2 separate regions of the Homo sapiens genome follow, and region 2 is linked to region 1. The links are chromatin loops, found by intact Hi-C in ENCODE. Cell type or tissue: heart right ventricle. All regions are shown on one strand.

Region 1 (8,000 bases):
TCTGTCAGAGCCATTGCTGCTATCACTGTCCACTTCCCTTGCCAGATGCCGTAGAACAAATTCATATGAAATGTTGCCTTCACCCATGTGAGTTACTCTCCTAACCTTGAAAATGAAACTGGCTTGTTCCCCTGCAGCTTCATACCTGCACACTGGCAGACTCAGTTCCCGCCAGCGGCTGTGACCCTCTGCCTGACACCTCCTCCACTCTGTCCCCCAGGTATAGATCTGTGAGAATCACAAAGCCTGCTGGTCCAGCACCCCAAAAACGTAAGGCCACTCAGTGCATGCACGCAGAGGGGAATGATGTGCCCAGGGTCATACCCTCCTCCCTGCTGAGTGTCCCTGGCACCTGCAGCCCCTCCTTACCAGCCCTGCTCTCTCGCCCTTCCACACCCCTTCTCCAGGCAAAGCTGGGCATGTGGCTCTGAGAGCTCAGCTTTTTAACTCTTCTGCTGTTTTCTCAGCCACACAGTTTCAGCGCATTACTTAAGCAATCACAGCCCTTTCCAAACTGGCACAGATCTGTGGTCTCTTCGGCGTGGTGGGTAGGTGAGTCTTTGCTGGAATGGAGTTTTACATTCTTCTTGTAACACACATGCCGTTTCCTTTCTGCAGCCTAAGCGAGTGCGCCGCCTGCTTCTCAGACGTGTCTAGGCAATTCTCCGATGAAATGACCCTTCACTGAGGAGCAGAACTTGCCACAGGCTCTGTAATTAGAACATTGCCAGCCTTAAAAAAAATCTTGATTTAAATTCCAGTTCTTTACAGGAATTAGTCTCTCTTGAAATGTAATTGGCTCTCCCAACGATTTCCTTTAAGCTAAGGGTGACATCTCTAAATACATTATTATGAGCAGACATATTGCTTAGTGCTCGCACTTCATTAAGCATTTGTTCTGCCCATTTAAAAATGGTCCTGGAGCCCAAATTAAGGTGTTAATAGAGTGGGCACTTGTAAGCTTGGGAAGCCCAGTCCTGACTGGAAGAGATGTGTTCAAGCCCTGAGAGCCCCTGTGGGAGCGACAGCGGCTAGGGGCGGAGCTGGAGCGGAAAGGCTGCAAACCTTCAAGTCTGCTTGGAGCTCAGGTTGGGGGAGTCTGCTGGAGGCCGTGGAGATGGGGGCAGGTGATTTGTCAGAAGCTCCAGCTTTCTACCTAAGGGACAGACACCCGATAAAGTGGACTGTGCTTTGGAAAATCTAAAGCATCCACACGTCTGGTGGCAGAATCACAGTAGAATCATAAAAGGCGTGGAACTGAGTGGGCAGGCAGAGGACAGGCTGGTGGAGGGGTGAGGGATCCAGTGTGGCTGCAGCCCTGGTGAGAGCTGGGAGAGGTCTGCTGGGGCTAGGCAAATGCTGGTGGGAGGACTGTGGCTTTGGCCCTCGTGAGCTGATGCAGGCAGGCTGCAAGGGCTGTGTGCTCTGATCTCTGAGAAACCCACCCACTGCTTTTCCTTGAGCAGACTTCAGGTGGCTCCTCCCAAGCAGGTCTGAAGCCAAGCATGGTGGACATAGACTGGGCCCTGCTCCATGGCATGCTCAGAGGAGCCGGGATGGTGGCTAAGTACCTACAGTTCAGGAAGGCATGCGTGTCCTCAGTGCCACCAGATGAAGGAAGGAGCTCTGCCTGTGGGAGCCTGGAAAACCACCCAGCAGAGGCAACACAGGCTGGACCTTGCAGGAGACAGGGTTTATAAAGAAGGGCAGGTAGTACAGACTTTCTGCCCACCTTCCAGTGGCTAAGCCAAGTCACATGGCTAACTGCCTGCAAGGGAGGCTGGGAAATGTAGTCCCTGGCTGGGTGGCCCCTTCCCAGTGACAGTTTCCTACTACTGAAAGGGAAGGACAGATCACTTGCCATCCCTGCCACACAGTTTCCTCCTCTGGAAACTGGGGGTGATGACCCCTGCCCTACCCACTTGTCATGGCATTGGGGACATGAACACACTTTGCACCTGTCAGGCAAGGCTTAAACAGGGATATGCACTGGTAATAGAAAAGAGGGACTAAGTTTTGTTTTGTTTTGTTTTGTTTTGTTTTGTTTTGTTTTGTTTTGTTTTGTTTTGTTTTTCTGAAGAAGTCCCTAGAAGCGCTCAGTGTTGGAATGCTCTCTTGTAGCAGTGGCGGCTGCTGCTGGTTCCGGGTCAGATGCCGGAATTGGGGGTGCGCTTGGGTGCAGCTGCATTTCATCTGGTCCTGGGCCTCGGTCCTGGCTTGGAGAGGTGCAGCTCACAGCCACTTCATGGCTGGGATCCCTTCTGTCCCAGACAGCTGAGGAGACCCTTGGCCTCAGCCTGAGTGTCAGGGGGGTAGTTCTGATAACTCTGTGTTTTGTTCACAGGAGCAACCAGGGTTTTATGCACATGAAACTGGCCAAAACCAAAGAGAAATACGTTCTGGGTCAGAACAGCCCTCCGTTCGACAGTGTCCCGGAAGTCATCCACTACTACACCACCAGAAAGCTACCCATCAAAGGGGCTGAGCACTTGTCCCTCCTCTATCCCGTGGCTGTGAGGACCCTGTGAGCGGACCAGACCTGCCCTGCTCTGTGACAGAGCCTGAGACTTGGAGGTGCCAGAGGCCCCCCACCAACCAGCCCAGCCACTGTTGCTGGCTGTGTCGTTTGTGTTGTGTGTATGGTACTAGCACACCACTGCATGTCTCTAGAATGCTGTTGCCACTTACGGGGGCTGGAGAAGGCCTGGATAAAGACAGAAGGGCGGCAACACACCACCCCAGCCCCCACCCCCACCCTCTCCTTGAGTTTCTGTGAATTAAAATATTTGCAAATCCAAAGAGATGCCTTCCAGGATGAACAAAGGCAGACCAGCTCCGAGGGGCGGGGTAGGGTGGGGCGGGAGCTCCCTGGCTGACATCTCTTTGTTCTCCAGCTGTCTCAAATTCACACCTCTGTACAGGGCAAAGTTTTCCCACAGGAGCCCCCCTACTGATGCTGGGAGCCAAATGCTGGTGCTTTGAGAGTCCCGGAGGCCCCGGGGTTCCCGCCCCGCTGGTGTGTATATGTGTGTCTGTGTGAGTGTGTGTGTGAGTACAGATGTGAGAAGGTGGTCACACACAGATGGGTAAGCCCACTGATCTACTTGTAGTCACTCAGTGTAATCATTAGGCTATCTTCAAGGAATCATTGTGCAGTCAAAAAGAGGATTCAATTATTTATGAATAGGGTGTGTAAATAAAATAGTCATTTAATATATAGCCTTATCCTTTTTTGATATACTGCAGAGGGTCTCTGAGGGGGCAGTTCTGGTTTCACTCCCAGAGCAAGGCGTGTCTCCTCTGGGCTTGCTGCTGTGGCAGGCCCCAGGGAGGGGAGGGAGGCCGAGGCCTCAGCTCCAGCCCTCAGCAGCTCTGGACACAAGAGCCGTCTGCTCTGACAACTGGGCTGAGGCAGTCGGTAGCACTCTGGGAGTCAACCCAGAGCTCAGAGTTCAGGCTTCAGCAGTGGACATAGTCAGGAGCCTCCAGTGTTGACCAAAAAACCAGTCTTTCCCTCCTGCAGTGGGACGTCTGTGTTGACACCCCCCCAACCCCTGGACACAGCACCCAGCTGGCTACAAAGGGCTCTCTCCCCACTATCTGTTAGCACCACCTGGGAGGTATTTGGCATGTAGGGAAAGGGAGACAGAGAAGGAACGTCATTTGCCCAAAGCCACACAGCTCACCAGCAGCAGAGCGGTTCTGCAGCCAATGCTCTTTCGTTGGTTCTGCATGGCCTTGCTGTCACCCTGCCCATGGAGGAGGGAGAATCCTGACCTCCCAGGGACATAGAGCCCTCAGTGGTCCACACTGCTTCCACACACAAGAACACCTACACACACACACACACACACACACACAGCCCTCAGTGGTCCACACTGCTTCCACACACAAGAACACCTACACACACACACACACACACACACAGCCCTCAGTGGTCCACACTGCTTCCACACACAAGAACACCTACACACGCACACGCACACGCGACCTCTCTCTTGCTTGCCATAGCAGGGTCCTCCCACACAGGCCAGGCAGCCCCGATGAGGCTAAGAGTTTCTCAGCTCTCCTGCTTTTTCCACCCACCCAGTAGCATGAAGATGTGGCTGCCCTCTCCTGAATGAGATACAAGGGTTCCAGAGCCTTCGCCAGGCACCAGCTGGTCTGAATGAACTAGAAGTTTGACGACTGTCATCCCTGGCCCACCTGGGCAGAGCACAAGGGGCCGAGTTTGAATGTCATCAGCAGGTTCAGACATCAGCGCTGCTCATGTCTTTAGAGACTGTTTGGAGGTGGTTCCAGCTCACTGTTCACATGCAGAGACACAGGCCCGGAGAAGGAGGACTCGCCAAGGCCACGTGTCGAGCTGGGACTGAGCCCTGCCCCTTTAGGTAGCTGCGTGGACTTCAGCGGTTTGTGCAAAGCCCTGCCCTTGGTGACCCGCCTTTAGTGACCAGTCTGCCTCTTGGGTCTTCCTCCCAGGCCTTGTCTGGCACGTCCACGTGGCCCAGCCCTCATAGAGACCACGCTGGCTGTGGCCTGGGTTTAATCTCTTAAAGAAGCCAATCCTTTCCTTGCCTGTTTGGCATTTCCTAAAACATCCCTCAATGAGGGAGGAAGGCAGGGACACCCTGGAACGATTCGTGCTTTCCTTTGGGGGAGTGGGAAGGTAGGTGGGAAATGACAAGATGAGTGAGGAGTTGGCACTTGGCCAAACAGAGGAGCCTGGACCCCAAGGCTTATTCTCAGAGGAGGCCCAAGAGAGGCTGAGGAAGAGGGGGAACAACCCTCCGGCGGGGGAGGAGGGTGAGACCTCACACTGGCAAGTTCAGGTCCAGCCACTTCCTGAGGCTGCTGGGTGGGGCCGCACCTCACGGTCCTTCCCTGTAGACCATCTTCCCGGGCACATTGCTCCTCAGAAAAGGCTCTGGGAGGGTCTCAGTGGAAGCTGGCAGCTGTGCCCTCTGGCCCTGACTTGGCCTCTTAGGGTATTCCTGGGACCCTCCCTCTGTCCCTGGCCTTCGTCTTCCTGAAGTTTCCCTGGGAGGCCCAACCTCCTGCCCCTCTCAGGGACAGAGGCCAGCAGAGGAGCCAGCTTACAGGATGGGAGCTGCTGAAAAGAATTTTTTTCCCTTAATTTTATGAACCTCTCCCTCTTCTTCCTCTAATTGTGACCGTTTCCTGTGTCAGCCTGTATTCATGTTTTCTTGGACATCTAACAATTGAAACAGCTTTTCCCTTTCAGAAACACTCACATTCAGGTTACTGGCTTTGGTTTGGTTTTTGTTTTGGGTTTGTTTTTTTTTTTTTTCATCTGCTGCCAATTAATTGGGGAAAAAATTGAGCTGGATTTCTTTGAGAGAAAAGAAAAGCTCCTGCCACACAACGTCGCGCCCTCGGCATTTTGTCTGAGAACCTCCAGCACTAGCGGCTGTTTCTGTGTCTCCCTTCTTTGCTGGCTTTATTATTGACCATAATGCCTGCCCACTTGAGCAACTCTGTCCTTGAGCGCTGAGGAGTCAAGGGCCCTTCTGGCAGCCCCCCAAACAGGATGGCGCCCACAGAAAGAAAGGAGGCTTTGTAGGGGAAGAGGGCCCCACCGCCTGCCAGTCCCGTCCTGAAGTCAGAAGAATGGCCCAGGCTGACACCCTCTCCTGGAGAGAGGCTCACAGCGTAGCTGTTCCCAGGAAAGGGGTGCAAAGACTCCGAGGCTTCAGGAGGCAGGCCCTGTCCTCACAGGGCGGCTGTGGGCCGGGGCCCCTCTGTGGCCTGAGAGTGAGCAGGAGGGAAACCTGAAGCAGCTACCCGCAAGGCGTCCGGTCAACAGGGTGGAGCTGCAGGCTCCCTCTGCCCATTCCCAGAACCAGCGGCCCCCTTTGTAAGATGCTGAACACGAAGTTCCGGTAGCTCCCCAGACGCTGTCTCAGAAGTGGTGATATCATTGACCAAGGGCCTGGCAAGGACCGGCAGCCAGGGTCCCCATTTGCTCTTGCAGCCCTAGGGACTGTGCAGGTAGAAGCCCTGCCAGCAGAGCAGGCTGGCGTTTGGTGTTGGCCCACAGACACCCGTGAAGGGTCATGGCCGAATCAGGCAGCTGTCCAGCCAACTGTCTCTCCACCCTTCCAGAATTGGTGATCAGCGAAGACCAAATTCGGCAAGCCATCCAGAGGGAGTGCAGGGCGCACAGTCTTAGATGTGGGCGCACCTCCCAGAACCCCACGGGGACTTGTTCACAGGCGCGCTTGCAGGAGGGCAAGCCCCTTGGTCCTGGAACACAGGTGCCCCTTGGCCTTTCCACCTCCCTCCTTGGGGCTGTTTGCATCCCTGCCAGGAGCCTTAAACCAGCCACCTACTGCTGAAGTCTCTTGTAACATTCCAAATCTATGTGACACACTGTATAATGATGAATATTTAATGTGAAGCTCTTAATATACTACAAGTGTCTTGTTTACCATTTGTCTTTTTTTTTTCTTTCTTTTTTTTTTGAGACAGGGTCTTTCTCTGTTACCCAGCCTGGGGTGCAGTGGCACAGTCTCCACTCACTGCAGCCTTTGCCTCCCAGGCTCTGGTGATCCTCCTACCTGAGCCTCCCACATAGCGGAGACTACAGACATGCACCACCATGCCCAGCTAATTTTTCCATTTTTAGTAGAGATGGGGTTTTGCCATGTTGGCCAGGCTACTGGTCTCACTCCTGGGCTTAAGGGATCCTCCCACCTTGGCCTCCCAAAGTCCTGGGATTACTGGCGGGTGCCTGGCCACACAGTGTCTCCTTTAAATGCACCTCCTTGAGCATGCATGATTTTTGTTTGTTTGTTTTTTAATGCAGTCATGTGCCCCAGGAATCTAGCTGGACTGCCTTCTGCTTGCAAAAGCTGAGCTCTTGCCATCAGCTTCCAAAGGTGGATTGTTAAAGGAAAAAGCAACCTTTCTGCTTCCTAATTATGAGGAAGAGAGAGGCCTAATGAGCTCAATGGAAATAAATGAATTCGTTCAGCAGACATTCAGTGAGTACCTACTGGTCCTCAGGTCTGGTGGATACAGTGGTGAATGGGACTCAGCCCCTGCCCTCAAGAAGTTTCCAGTGTGTAAAAACAACCCAAGGAGCTGTGGGATCCCAGATGAGAGGGAATTGAATCTGCTTGCAGCGGTCAGGGAAAGTTGGGCCTTGGGGGATGGTAGGAGTTCAGCAGAGATCCTGGCGGGCTGGATGGTCTATGCAGAGATAACAGGTGGTAGAATCATCAGGGTGAGTCCATCAGAGCCTAATGTGGTGCAGCCTGCCCTGGTGGGAGGTGGCCAGACTCCTGGGACTCCAGAGGCCTCATTCCGCAGAGGCAAATGAACAGGGCAGGGCAGGGAGGGTCTCCCCAAAGATGGGGAGATGCTGGCCACCTGTTTCCTAGAGGAGCTGAATTCTTAAGGAGAGAAGGGCAGGACACGAGTCTTGGCACAAAATCTGCCATTGTTTGCCTGCCACCATCGCCATGATGACAGCATTAGGCAGCCCAGGTCCACCTGGAAGGTCTGCGCCCAAGCCCCTCCTCACCTACACCTGAAGGGGCACAGCATTCCCCAGCATGTTGGGGGCCTGCTCTGGAGTGATTCCTCGACCCCCCCAACCCCCGCCCCCGCCTCCGCAGGAACTTAGTTGCCACTCCTCCCTCCCTTCTCCTTTTCAAGAATGTGGCTGTCTGTCTCCCCAGCTGGCCCCCTTCCTCCCCGACTCTCCAGGACTCCAGGGCTTTGGTTCACCTCTTCCCCTCTCCCCCACCTCCCCGATACATCCCAGTGTCCCAGAATCCACACCTCCAACTGTCAGGCTCCCTCAGAGCATTGACACCAACACCCCCATGCCCCAGCATACACATGCACGTGCACACACACACACCCGGGGAACGCCTGTGCTCGGGGAGGGCAAAGCCCTGGCACAGGGTCCTGGTGACAGAAAACATTCCTGAGCTTGGTCAGGACCAAGGGGCCACAGGCAATGCCAGTGC
Region 2 (8,000 bases), 110 kb before region 1:
TTAGAAATACTAATCCCAGGCCCCACCTTGGGCCACTTAAATCAGAATTTCTGGGGGCCAAACTTAGGCATGGTGCATTGTAAAAGCTCCCCAGGAGTTTTTCTGATGTGCAGCTATGTTGAGAATCACTGGACTAAACCAGGAGTACTGTATGACCCTCAGGAACCTAAAATATTTTCTATATGGTAATTTACAGGAGAGGGTTGCTGACCTCTCCCTAGATTATCCACTCATGGAAGGTAGACACTGACTGAGCTTTGTCCTTCTGTCCCCAAGACCTACCCCACCGTGGGCATTGCTGAACTTCAGGATGTGATTCTGTGCTTCTCCCATGGCACCCAACCTTTCACATGCCACTGGGGAAAGAGGTGGAGAACCTCTCTCACTGAGCAGCCTGTGAAAGTGAGAGGGAGGGATGCAGTTTTATAAGGTTGGAGCAACCCCTTCAACACTGGCTCCCCTATCCCCAGTCCTATGCTTCAGGGTACCATAAAAATCTCAGGAGGACTATAGAGTTTCTAGTGGCAAAGGATCTCAGTCTAGGTCCTCCTTGCCAAGTGCTCAACCCGCTTCTGCTTGGAGGTCCCCTGTGACAGGGAGCTCACTACCTCCCCAAATACTCTGTTATACTTTGAATAGCTCTGTCTGATCATTCTTCCTGAAATTGAGTTGAAATCTTTTTGAGAACTTCTACTGGTTGGTTCTCATTCTGTTCTCTGATCCCACAGAACACGCCTGCATCCTGTGCCAGGGGTTGACCACTGTCTTGCATGCCCCCAACAGATACCCCTGAATCTTCTCTAGTAGATACCCCTCGGTCCCTTCAATTATGCCCATGAGACGTGGGGGAGAGTCTGGGCTCTTTATCATCCTGGTGACCGCTCCTTAATTAAAGTACAAGGCCCAGGCCGGATGGGGTGGCTCATGCCTGTAATCCCAGCACTTTGGGAGGCCGAGGTGGGCAGATCACCTGAGGCCAGGAGTTCTAGACCAGCCTGACCAACATGGTGAAACACCATCTCTGCTAAAAATACAAAAAATAGCCAGGCATGGTGGTGCACACCTGTAATCCCAGCTACTCTGGAGGCTGAGGCAGGAGAATCACTTGAACCCGGGAGGCAGAGGTTGCAGTGAGCTGAGATCGCACCACTGCACTCCAGCCTGGGTGGCAGAGCGAGACTGCGTCTCAATAAAACAAACAAATGAACAAACCAAAAACATGAAGTACTAGAGAAGATTCAGGGGTATCTGTTGGGGGCATGCAAGACAGTGGTCAACCCCTGGCACAGGATGCAGGCGTGTTCTGTGGGATCAGAGGACAGAATGAGAACCAACCAGTAGAAGTTCTCAAAAAGATTTCAACTCAATTTCAGGAAGAATGATCAGACAGAGCTATTCAAAGTATAACAGAGTATTTGGGGAGGTAGTGAGCTCCCTGCCACAGGGGACCTCCCAAAGAGCTGGACGTGATTCTCCATTGGTCCTTTGGTTGTACAGAGTAGAGGGAGACAGTCTCCTCTCTCATGGTGGATCATAACATCATTATCACTGTCCTTGCAGCCTGTGGTCAGGTTGGCTGTGGGAAGCTGTGTTAGACCACATGAGCACTGCATCACTTTAGTAAAGGTCCCAGGCAGTGGAGGCCTCTGAATTCTTGCATACAGGTGGCAAGTTATTACATTATTTCTTCCTCCTGTCTACCTGCAGTTGGTTTTATGAGGGGCGTTAGTACACTTCCCAAAGGGCTTGCCCGCAGGGTGAGAGGTGCACATTGAACTCCCTCACCAGGCAGATGGGAAGTGTGGCCATGAGAGAGAGCTTCAGGGGCCCTGGGTTTATGACATCGCTGGGCCAGGAATGAGGTTAATATTTTTAATGGCGAAGGGTGAGCCCCGTTATTACCCGAGCTCATTCATCAATGGCAGAACCCGTTTCACCTGTTAAGTGCCCTCGGTGTGGGTAATTCATGAATGGGAATCCAATTTTCTTTTTAAAACCCAAGCCACCTCCCCCTTCTTAAATCCAGGAGGTGGTGCTGGGGGGGTGTCAGGATTTTACAGCAGTTTTTTCCTGGGTAGGAAAGGCTGTGGACAGCTTTGAGGGCCTTTCCTGCCTTACTCACCAAGCAGGCCTGCGTGAGCCAGTCCATAAGACTGAGAGTTATGGAGAGGCTGGGGCTGCAACAGCTCTAGTTGTGGGACCCAGGATAGATGGGAAACTCGGGACCACCTGTTTTATCCTGTTGCCCACTGATCAGAGGATGGGCATAACAAAAATATGGGGAGGGGGAGTGTAACGAGACCACTCAGGTGGACCCTCTCCAAGCCCTTCCGAAATGATTGGTCAACTAGGGCATTGGATTAATTTTAATTTTTATTTTTTGTGGAGGCAGGGTCTCCCTATATTGTCCAGGCTGGTCTCGAACTCGCGGGCTCAAGTGATCTTCCCAAATTCTACCAGCATGAGCCACCGCACCAGCTGGGGTATTGGTTTAAATGTCTCCAAGGAGTACATTTTTCTGGGATCTGTGGGTTGGAAGGGCCCCCTCCCCGAATTGGCTGGCCCCAGTCACTGGTGTTATCCCTGATAAATGGGCATGATCATGGGGCACCCATAGAGGTGATGGGGTGCTCACTTTTATCTTAGGAAAGCATAGGCTTTAAATTATTCCCAGATGCCCCATTGGAGCCAGCACCTGCTTTGAGGGTGATTGCAGGCTAACCATGCTGACCCTGAGGGCCGCCTCATCTCCTTAGATCGTCCAGTCCTCACTGCATTGTGGATGCTTGGTTTTCTAATTCAGCTGGTCTCACCCTAACCAGATGAAAATGGAACCACTTCTACCATAAAATTCCATTTTCTTGCTGGTTCTGATGAGAAAAATCAGGTTTTCTTTACAGTCATGTTTGAAAATAACAACAGCCAGCATATTTTAGCACTTAGTACTTAGTGCATACTGGGCCCAGTACCAGGGCTCACTCTTTCTAGAGAAGCAGGTTTTCCTTCTGGCTGTCATTCCCTCCTCTGCCTGGCACGGGTATGCTTCCATGTGCAGAGGTTTGGTGTTGGGGTCCGGGGCCTCTCCATGGGGACAACTTCAAAACAACGCTGGTGCTCATTCTGTGTAACTTGAAGACAAGGACTGTGCCACGCTGCACTGGCTTTGGTATGTGGGGAAGTAGGATCCCCCAGGCAGGAGGGATACGGCTGGTACAGGGTGGAGGGAGAGGAGAGCTGGAAGCCAGGCTTCAAAGGCTGCAGGCGGAAGCACTGCTTCCCCAGGTGTGGCCCGGGCAGGGCAGGTTGCAGGTGTGCCGGAGTCACAGGGCAGCTGAGGAAGGGGAAGGGAGACTTCCAGCACTCAGCTGACTTAAGGGAGTTGTCAGGTGGCCTTTGCTCACGGTTGGCGCAACTGAGCCAAGCTGGCAAAGCTGCTGCTTCTTCCTGTCAAACTTCCCTTCAGAGATCTCTTCCTGTTGCCCAGAAGGAGCCTGGACTTAGAAACTCATACAACAGGCTGTAGGTAGCCCAGGAGAGCCAGAGCTTTGGGGTGACGCTGGCCTGGGTTGAAACCTGCGTAGCCTTCTGTGCTCTGAGGCCTTGGCAGGGTTCCTAGACATTTCTGAGCTTCGGTTTTCTCATCTGAAAATGAGGTGATTAGGAAGGATGAAATACGATGATGTACGTGAAAGCACAGAGCCAAGAGCCTGGCTTGTAGAGAAGGTGCTCTCTAGGCGGTGCCCCCTCTGTAAGCATCGTCCCTTAGCCTCCTGCCTGTTCTAGTCCTCTAGAACACTCAGGCGCTTGGAGGGTCTGGTCCGAGGTTCTCGGGCCCTGGCACTGGAGGATCCCAGGCTCTGGGACTCAGCCCCCATGAGTCCTGCCCGGTCCCAGGTCTTCACAGAGAAGTGGGTGAAGAGAGAAAGCTGGGTGGTAGGTTGAGGTGTCTTGTGATAGCCAAGTTATCAGCAAGGGGCCTGCCTCCCCTTGATTTACTCATCAGCAGTGGATCAAAGTTTGCTCTTTTGAAATGGGTAAGTCTGGGATTCAGTTCAAGATACCTTTGCCTCCCTTTCAGGATAGAATGTTTCCAGTGGCAGGTGATTTATGACTTTGCATTTGGAAGGAGATTTTACAATGTGCATTAATAAATAAGGGCCATTCTGGGCCCGATTCATACAGCCGTTGTCAAGTGCTGTGTTGGTGTTTCATGGAAACCAGCTCCCGTGATGGTCTCAGATGTCCCCTTAAAGCGGAAGGGACACAGGGTGGGAAGAGGGTCTGGAAAAGTCAGTGCTCTTAAGCAATAACATGCACACCAGACCATTGACATCATAGGAAGGCTTGGTTTCTAAAGTAATACTAAAAGGACTGAAACACTCACCTGGGGTAATGCTTCCCTAGAAAGCATGGTGATCTCCAATGAAATTAGAAAAATGGACGGTTAGGGGTTTCTTATGAAGCTAAACTTACTCACCTTAAAGGACTATGCTTTATTCTCAATTTCCTTTTTACCTTTTTACTGTTAAATTGTTATTGTCTTTATCTTTTTTCGTTTGATTTTGTTTTGTTTTGTTTTTTGAGACATAGTCTCTCGCTCTGTCACCAGGCTAGAGTGCAGTGGCGAGATCTCGGCTCACTGCAACCTCTGCCTCCCGGGTTCAAGCGATTCTCCTGCCTCAGTCTCCCAAGTAGCTGGGATTACAAGCACACACCACCACGCCCAGCTAATTTTTGTATTTTTAGTAGAGACGGGGTTTCACCATGGTTGGCCATGATGGTCTCTATCTCCTGACCTCGTGATGCTCCCACCTTGGCTTCCCAAAGTGCTGGGGTTAAAGGCATGAGCCACCATGCCCAGCCCTTTCCTTCATAAAATGTGGGTGAAGACAGATGGCGGTTGGGTTCTTTTAGTGTGCGTGATCTTGTCTTTCCCCCCTTTTTTTTTTGTATAATTTTTTTGTATAGTAGTCCATGAAATCCAGGATTCTGGCCCTAACAACCCACTCTACCCATTCTACAGATGGGGAAATTGAGGAGCTGATAGAATGACTTAGCTAATGGTGCCCTGCTGGCAAGAGGAGGGGATTACAGTCTGGGCCTCAAGCTCCCCATGGAAACTTCTGGATGTTGGTGTTTGGGGAGGGGTCATCACGATCAGCTACATAATTTGCAGGGCCCATCCCACAAAAAATAAGAATGTGAGGCCCCTCATTTAAAAATTATTAAGAATTTCCAAATGGTGATGGCAGGCTGTTAAACCAAGTGCAGGGGCCTTTTGCGACTGCACAGGCCACTCACCTGTGAAGCTAGCCCTGGAAACTATAAACATCAGTCCCTGATATACTGGCATTTAAAAATAAGAACCTAATGTTCTTAACCCCAGAAATAAAGTGCATTGGGCCCGGCCTCTTAAAATCCCCGTTATGCCTGACTTAGAGCATTTCCTCTGCTCTCTGCAGCCCTTTGTGAGGAAGCTTGAGGTTAGAGAAAGCAGCAAGTGGGAGGAATCGCAGCAGTGAGGCCTCTTATATACCTGGAGGAAAGAGGTGGGCAGGTGGTGTTTATCTGGGCTCATTTTGCTGTGTCGTCTACAGAGTGTGCGCTCTGGGGGCTCAACATCTCTGAGGGGGGAAGTTGTACATGGTCCAGGACTAATGGATCTGGGGTCCCCTGCCCCAGGCCAGACCTGTGTGGGCTTGGTTGGGTGGGCAGTTGCTCTCTGACTGGGAGCAGCAGCTGGTGTGATAGCTGGGTCCAGCCAGATAGCTGGTTCCATTGGCCACAGCTGCTGGTCATGCCCTCACTGGACTTTGTGGTTTAGGGCAGACTGCAGCCCTTCTCCCTTTCCCCACTGGCTGTGAGAGTACACCCACATCCATCTCGCAGTGATGTGGAGAAAACCAGTTGCAATGCATGCTGTTGTGCTGAAGCATATGGGAGTGTGGGCATACTTGCTTGTGTACACGCATGCACGTGTACATCTAGGTGCAGGGGCAGATGCTGTGCAAATGTGTACACATTTACTTATTTATCAAATACTTCAGCAGTGCTTACCATGCATATTGGTCTAAGCATTTGACAAATACTAACTCATTTAAATCTCATAGCAGGCCGGGTGTGGTGGCTCACACCTGTAATCCCAGCACTTTTGGAGGCTGAGGCAGGCGTATCACTTGAGGTCAGGAGTTCGAGAGCAGCCTGGCCAACATGGTGAAACCCTGTCTGTACTAAAAATACAAAGATTAGCTGGACGTGGTGGCGTGTGCCTGTAATCCCAGCTACTCGGGAGGCAGAGGTGAGAGAATTGCTTGAACCAGGGGATGGAGGTTGCAGTGAGCCTAGATCACGCCATTGCACTTCACCCTGGGCAACAGAGCGAGATTCCATCTAAAAAATAAACAAATTAAAAAAAAAAATCTCATAGCAACCCCATGAGGGTAGGTCTTGGTATTATTCTCATTTTATAAATGAGGAAATGGAAGCACAGAGAGATCAAGTATGTCATGTAAGTTGCCCAAAGTCATGCAGCCAGAAAATGGGCAAGCACTTGAGTAAAACCTTGCTTGTCTATACTGTTGTATGAATTGTCCCTTATTGGTAGGACTTCTGGCTTTGCCCTGGAGAGAAATGGCCCCATAGACCCTCTGTAGATTAATTTGCTCATTGACTCCCCCAGCATTTACTCACACCCCTTTATGCCAGGCTGGGGCTGGGCAGAGTTGATTGGACCACTTGGTGTTGAAAGCTTTGGGCCTGGTGGAGATTTCAAGGCAAAGGCTGTGGTGGACTAGAATCATTTACATGTTTACAAATAGGCTTCTGGCTAGGATGCAGTAAGGGGTCCAGGGCCATGAAGGGAAAGCTCCAGGAGCAAGGAGGGTTCCCTGGGCCTGGGAAGCTCGGTGGTCCTGTATCCACTTGTCCATGCCCTGGCCCTGGAGGGCTTGATCACAGAGGAGCAGCAGGCAAGGTGCCCCCTCACCCTCACCCTACCACCCCGTGGAATGGCAGGTGACCAGGGAGGCAGAGAGCATGCATCTGTGTGCTGTATTTCATTTCTTTCTGGTCCTTTTTCTATGGATATAAACACATTTCTTTGATGTTATATTTTAGAAAAATGGAATCCTTTTATAAGTACTGTTTTGAGACCTGATTTTGTCAATTGCTGAGATGCCAGAAAGGATTTTGTTTTAATGAATAAATAGACTCCTTAACTTCTTTCACTGGCTGTTAGTATGTCTCCTCAGCTAACTCAGCCTGCGCTGGAGCTGGCCTTGCCGGGTTAGAGGTGCCACAGGCCTTCTGGCTGGAGTTCCTCTTCGCAATTCTGGTGTGGCCTGAGCCATATTTGTTTGCACAAAGGAGGAGATTGGTTTTAGAGGCAGTCAGGAAGGGTATCACTGAGGGTGGCTTGCTTCTCTGTGTGTGGGGTTGTGAGCAAGCCTGGGTTTCCAGCACCCCAGCTGCAGGGTGATGAAATGGGCACACCGTGGTGTTCTGATTTACCACTAGCCAGTCGTGAGGGACTATGGCCTGGCCCACATGGACTTGCCCCTGAGGCCTTCATAGGTATCACAGGGTGCATGAGCCCGTCCATTATTGGCACAACAGCTCTGGGCCCTCCTTGAAGCTGCCAGGCTGATTGATGTTGCAGGATCTAAAGAGGCCCATAGGGTCCCCATTTGGTTTTGTCCATGTGCTTCCTCGGGGAGGTGCCTGCTTAGTCTCTGGGACAGGGCCCTAGACCAGGAGAAAATGATACTTGGGCTTTGGGAGGGGAGGCAGCCTGCACTAGGGAGGGTGGCTTCTGGGGACTCCTGTGATTCTGCGCAGTCTCCAATGCATTTGCAAAGCCATTATCTGCTTCAAACCCTAGGTGGGAGATGGGGTGTGAGATCCGGGGTAGGAGCCAAGCAGATGGGAGCCCCGCACAGTACCATTGCTTCAGCTGGGTAAACGCACCAGAAGAGACCTCTTGGCTCAGCTCCATCCCTCTC

What was found. A loop is a pair of places that touch in the nucleus more often than their neighbours do. Peaks named below come from ENCODE experiments on the same cell type or tissue, not always from the same donor. Only the 100,000 strongest peaks of a DNase experiment are listed, where the experiment ranks them.
Region 2: it touches region 1 in a loop (3.0-fold over the local background); 5 of 110 quality-filtered maps call a loop at or near these places.

Annotation. Positions count from the first base shown.
Region 1 is chr9:37,914,349-37,922,348 of GRCh38, reverse strand. SHB (SH2 domain containing adaptor protein B) reads left to right here. Exons shown (of 6, transcript NM_003028.3): 6 at 2,345-6,451. The coding sequence ends at 2,528. Among named protein-coding and RNA genes, the nearest start is that of SLC25A51, 14 kb to the right of the region's middle. In heart right ventricle, no CTCF peak of the experiment used is centred here; no DNase peak of the experiment used is centred here; H3K4me3 peaks cover 629 bases; H3K27ac peaks cover 3,467 bases.
Region 2 is chr9:38,027,903-38,035,902 of GRCh38, reverse strand. All of the region lies in intron 1 of SHB (SH2 domain containing adaptor protein B), which reads left to right. Among named protein-coding and RNA genes, the nearest start is that of SHB, 37 kb to the left of the region's middle. RefSeq lists enhancers at 3,330-3,831, 5,262-5,761, 7,819-8,000 and a silencer at 6,938-7,107. In heart right ventricle, no CTCF peak of the experiment used is centred here; no DNase peak of the experiment used is centred here; H3K27ac peaks cover 548 bases.